Regions from separate parts of the Mus musculus genome. Here region 2 is linked to region 1. Evidence: chromatin loops called from intact Hi-C (ENCODE). Cell type or tissue: left cerebral cortex. All regions are shown on one strand. Links, peaks and the distances in the headings refer to the core of each region. The heading gives the core; the rest is flanking DNA.

Region 1 (2,918 bases), core at 172-2,671:
ATTCTTCCCAGGATTCTGGAGGACAAGGAACCACTGAGGGGATCCATATTTTGCTGACTCTCCTGAACATCTTGGGCCAAAACCTATTTCTTCTGTTTGTCTGTGGACTTTGTTTCACTTGGACAGCTCTGGTCTGCAAGAAACAAAAAATTACTTAGAGATGATCCTTGCAAACCAAAGGTTCCACTATTATGAGCCACAAAAACATTTTGCCAATTTACTTTTTCCCCAAGAGGTTCACAGCTTACAAAAGAAACTGCAAAGCACTCTTCAGTATGAGGTTGCTAACAAGACTTAGATTCACAATGAAGTTCATAAGACTTCATCAAACCGTCCTTCCACCATACTAAGTAATAATCAGAAAAGGCGAGCTTATCAATCTGATGACACTCCCGATAAAGTAAGGTGGTAGTTTAAACACACCAAAAGGATCCAAAAAGGTAAGGATGCAACGAAGAGCACCCGCGGTAAACACTGGATACGGATTTGGGAGAGCTGAAGCTTACTAACTTAGACTTGTCAAAACTGGATCCAGAGTGAGTGCTTAGAATCAGAACCATACAACAAAGTAGTAAATGTGGGTCCCTTCCTTGTGATATGTTTAAGGAGATCATTAGGTTTGTGTATTAGAAGTGCATCTCATTGTGGCATGGCTCTGCCCATCAGGAGGACTACAACTCCCAGCAACCCATGCCCATCTTAAAGTACTACAACTTCCAGTAACTCATTGCCCTTATGTAGCCTCTTCAGTTTCAAGGTGAATTGGCCAGTCTCACAACTTAGTCTTCTCATCTGTAGGTGAGGTAATATGAGGACAACATGACACAATGTAGGTCAAGTTAGTATAGGGCTTGACATGTAGTCATTAAGGATTTGTAGTTATTACTGAATGAAGAAAAAAAAAGAATAAAAGGAGGGCATGGTATACTAGGTACGGTAGAGGAGAAGTCTTATGGTAGATAGGAGGGAGAGTGCAGACAGAGGCATCAGGGAGAGAGTCCATAGTGGACATGACCAGCAGACTGAGGTGGATCATGTGAGGAGAAGTGAGAAGGAAGAAGAGGGATAGAGAGGAGGGAGCTTGGAGCAAGAGGCCAAAAGGGCTGGTGTAGCCAAAATGGCTGGATTCTATAGGGAAGAGCAGCTAGGGGAAGGGCAGCCCAGCCCTTGGGCTGCAGAAGTTTAGGGTAGAGGGCAGAGTATGCCAGCCAAGAGGACCCTGTAACAGGGACTGAGGGATGCTGGGAGAACCTGGCCACCAGATCCAGTTTGATCCAGTTAAATCAGCGCCTCAGCTCTTTGTCCCAGGTTTGAGACCTAACAACTACTCTAACTTCAGCTGCCTTGTACACTTGGACTGTAAATATTTGTAATTGACTTGTGTAATGAAACACTTTTATTACAGATAATCTCATTTTATTGCCAAGCACACACACACACAAGAAGAGAAACTTGCATTAGGGGATCCACCCACCGCCTTTTTTTTAAAGAAAAGTTCTCATGATGCAGCCCTAAATGTCATGGGATGCTCTACATAGACCGGGCTAACCTCAGACTCACAAAGCTATATCTGTTTACGCTGCCCATGTGCTGAGATTAAAGGTATGGACCACTATGCACTATGTATATCTCATTCAGAATATCTCACTGTCTTGCAAACCTGAGGGTGTGTGTGTGTGTGTGTGTGTGTGTGTGTGTGTGTGCATATCATACCAGTGATCCTCATTCTTGACCTATCAATTTGGAAGATATAACAACCACGAGCCTTAACTCAACTGGAGAGAACTGTAGAAAACACGAGTCAGTTTTCTAGTGTTGTGTGCTGGGATCCCCTCAATCTCTCCAACTGCAAAAACAAAAGAGTTGCTAGAGAACAATTTGTTCTCTGAGCTCCGCACAGCAGAGGAAATACAGGAGGAGTGGGGAAATTGTGTTGGGAAAGTCATAAGCCACCTTTTTTAGGGCGGGCGAGATGACTCAGCCAGAAGGGTGCTTGTCATCAAGCATGACAGCCTGCGTTCAATCCCTGAGATCCACACAGTGGAAGATGAAAACTAACTCCCACGAGTTGCCCTTTGACCTCAACATGCCTGTTCCCTCCCTCTACAGGAATAATAAATGTAATTATAATTTTTAAAGAAGGTCTGTTTTCAGGTCCTTGGGCAGGGGGGCAGGGAATTGCTACAGAAGTTAAATACTTCAGTTACATAAGAATTTTTAAAAATAAATGTTACTGGTCTACTTGTGTGCCAAAAACAGCCATCCAAAGAGAGGAACAGCAAGCTTCTGCATTCTGAGGCTTGAAAGGAGGCCAGACCATGCAGAAGGTAAAGGCGTGCACGGTGAATCCTCAACACATCTCAGCAGCCGAGTGCTATTACCATCATCAGGAAGGAGAGACAACCGGATCCAAATTCCATTTCAGCCACCTGTGTGACTCTACAAGTTTTAATTTTTTCTTACACTTATTATTTACTGGGAGACATGTACACGGTGGCATCCTACATGTGTGGAGGCCAGAGTGTGTGACTAATTCACTTTGCAGTGATCATCGTCGTCACTGCCACTACCACTAACAGTGTCTTGGTGACCATTTTCAGACTTACTCATCAATAAGACTTCCGGGGTACAATATTCAAAATGCCTTCCCAAATGTGCCAGGGATCTGAAAGTCTCCCTTTGGGAATATAGTGTGCAGTGGAGTCTCATTTCCTGAGAGACGAAACTTCCATCTTAGCCCACTTCCATCTTAGCCCGCACTTGGGAATCGAAAGCATGCAAAATCATGCCCAGGTTTCTTGGTCTTTCACTGTCAGTCTCTTAAATATGATAGGATGGCTGAGCATTTGGAAAAAGGGTGAAATTTCAGAGTAACACCCCCCACCCAAATACCATAAGAAACCTTGGTAAGGGACTAT
Region 2 (2,918 bases), core at 227-2,726, 200 kb after region 1:
AAAGTGTTAAAGATCTGTATTGCTTTAAGTATAAGATTTTGGTGAAAAAAAAAACTGATACAAATAGAGATCCACCGTGTCTACCCACTGTGAACTCCCCTTGGACGAAGATGCTCTCCTCCAACCTGGGAGCAAATCATTTCTCCAATAGAAATCATGAAGATGGTTGGGAGACCATTATGGAAATTAGCTTAAGGAAGCAACCAATGAGAGACAGGCTCATGGTGAAGAGTCCGTTCTCTTAACTCCGAGGCGTTTATCACAGGAATGATGAGAACCATGCTGCAGAAAGGATAGGCTGTAGAAAGGACAGGCATTTAGATCAATTGAACAGGGCAGGGAGTCCCAGAGAATGCTATGCACACACTGGCAGCAGACTCTGGATACAGGGAAGGACAGACTGTTGAGCGTGGTGTGGGCGGGGTTACATAAACATAAACAGAGGAGAAGACAGCATTGACACAGACTGCTATAAAACACTCAGGAGAAAAATCTCCGTGGTTCTGACTTAAGCAGTGAGTTCTTGGATACAAACCAAAGAGATTATCTAACTGATAAACTAGACTTGATTTGATAAAAACTTACTTTTTTTTTCTTCAAGAAATAAAAAATAAAGGAAATGGAAAACAACACCAAAAATAAAGAGAATAAGAAAAATAACATGTGGAGAAAACATCTGTAAATCACATATCTGGGAAAGAGCTTGTGTGTAGATGGAAATCTCACAGTTTGGTAGTAAGTAAAAACCAGACTGCTCTATAAAATGCAGGCAAACCATCTTAACAGATGTGTTATCAGAGAAGCCATATAGATGGTAAGTATGCACACAAAAGGGTTTGGCATCGCTGTTGATATACAACTAAAATACCACTACAATTAATTACAGCTAGTTACCCATGAAAATAGCAATCAAACAAGAAGCTGCAACCATGTCAGAAAAACACGGGACCATGGAACAATCATAGCTATGCTGCCGGTGGGAATAAATTGCGATTGTTTTGGAAAACAGTTTGGCAGTTACTTTTCAAAGCTATGAATGCACTGATACCAGCCAATCTGGCTCAGGCTATTTACTGAAATGATAACTTCCAATCGCACCAACCCCCGAGTTTGGGTGTTCACTCTGACTTTGCTCATAATCACCCCAAACTGGAAGCAATCCAGACGTCCTTCAGCTGGTTAATGGGTGACAGATACCTGCATGCTTCTTAGCGATGAGAGAAAACACGTTACTAACACAGTCATGGATCATGCTAAGTGAACGAAGCCTGACTCAGGAAGCCGTACACATACTGTACGGTTCTATTTATGTGCCATTCTGGAAAGAAGCGGAAACCATAGGGACAGAAAATAGATCAGTGCTGCCTGGAGCTGGGGCTGAGGGGTCAGGATTGATTAGAAAGGGGCGTGCGGGAACTTCTGGGGACTGTAGAAATGTTTTCTATCTTGATTGTAATGCAATTTACATGAAAGCATGCGTTCATAGGAGTGGAAGAATGAGGTATAAAAAAGGTGAATTTCAGCAAAACACATAAATTTAATCTCAATGATACAGGAGTGGGAAAAAACAACCCTAAAACGTTGCATTTAACAAGCGAGTCTTCTATCATCTCTCCGCGTGACCCCATGATCACAGTTTATGAAGTGGGTTATGCTGTTGGCTAGGTGAGAAAATGTTTGTGGTTCAAAGAGCCAGTGTTGGACAGTGTGCCCGTGAGCAGCGAAGGTGACAGCGGGCTTTTCTGGGTGTGGAGAAGTCTGTTGCCTGCTCCCTGTTGCCTTTGGACCACCATGCTGTGGGAGATGAATAACCTGCTGGTCCCAGTAGTTTGCCCAACGGAAGTTTTCCAGGGAAGCATTTACAGAGTGCCTCCCAGTCTCAGGGTGATTCTACACCGAGCACCTAGGAGTCCTTGAGATCCTGTCCTTGAGGTAAACCCTCCACTTAAGTGAAAGAGGTCTTGTCCTGCCCCTGCCCCTCCGGGCGGGCGTTTCTGGAGGCTGTTAAGCCTGCTTTGCAGCCTGTGCTCTCAGGAACCCAGGCCAGGAGCTGAGACTCCTGTTGTTCACTGTCACTTTATCCTCTCCGCCCACTCCAGCGAGCCTGGCAGGGAGGCCATCCAGAGAGCAGCGGGTCAACAGATGTATGCGCGGCTTGCGGAGCTGAGGCCCAGCTGGGAGGATTAAGCTGTGAAAGGCCCCACTCTAGGCCCAGACCGTGAATCTCCCAGTTCCTGTGGTTTAAGCATAGCCTGAGTGTGCCCGTGGGAGATCCCTCTTCGCTTACAGACAGAGGCTAGAACACGGGTACTGATTCCACTGAAGTGCCAGGTAGCCAGTGAGGGCTCAAAGGACAACCTTTCATTTGAAGGCCTATACTTATAGAAATTGCTTGTCTGCTTGGCTGGGCTTCTGGGAAGGTATCAACCAAGAGAGAAAGAAAGAATGGAGAAGCTGCTGATTGAAAAAGGAGCGAGCCGCTCTGAACAACAGATCTGTGTTTCTTGTGCCTTGCTTGTAGTAATCTTTCCTTTTTAAGAGCCCTCCAGCCTTGGCATGGCTAAAATTATTTTGATCCCTTATAAGTCACCCTTTAAGAAGTCAGGTCACTAGATTGGGGTGAGGGGATACGGGCGGTTCAAGCGACCTGCACTTTGGGGAGTAAGGGGTGCTTTTAACCTCATGGTACTCCCCGGTTTCTGCTTGGTCAGACGATCCAAGCAAAGACTTCTTGAGCTCTCCACCAAAGAAACCTGTTGGCAAGGCCAAGACCACCTGGCCCAGAGCCAGGCTGGAGAGCAGAGCGGCTGCCTCGGGAGAGACGCGACAGCGTTTGTGCAGGCTCTGGTACCTGGAACAAAAATATGCCGAGCAGCAAATTACGGCTTTCAGATGTCACCGCCGCCATCTGACACGGC

Evidence for each region. Hi-C counts contacts between places; a loop is a spot of excess contacts. Peaks named below come from ENCODE experiments on the same cell type or tissue, not always from the same donor. Only the 100,000 strongest peaks of a DNase experiment are listed, where the experiment ranks them.
Region 2: a loop joins it to region 1, with 9 times the contacts of the local background. A loop is called at or near these places in 2 of 42 quality-filtered maps.

What each region holds. Positions count from the first base shown.
Region 1 is chr3:84,983,242-84,986,159 of GRCm38, forward strand. No RefSeq gene overlaps it. Among named protein-coding and RNA genes, the nearest start is that of Gm30944, 38 kb to the right of the region's middle. In left cerebral cortex, for the core only: no CTCF peak of the experiment used is centred there; DNase peaks (open chromatin) are centred at 1,333, 1,987 and 2,292; H3K27ac peaks cover 2,414 bases.
Region 2 is chr3:85,183,956-85,186,873 of GRCm38, forward strand. No RefSeq gene overlaps it. Among named protein-coding and RNA genes, the nearest start is that of Gm31096, 63 kb to the left of the region's middle. In left cerebral cortex, for the core only: no CTCF peak of the experiment used is centred there; DNase peaks (open chromatin) are centred at 410, 1,249, 2,310 and 2,408; H3K4me3 peaks cover 80 bases; H3K27ac peaks cover 2,323 bases.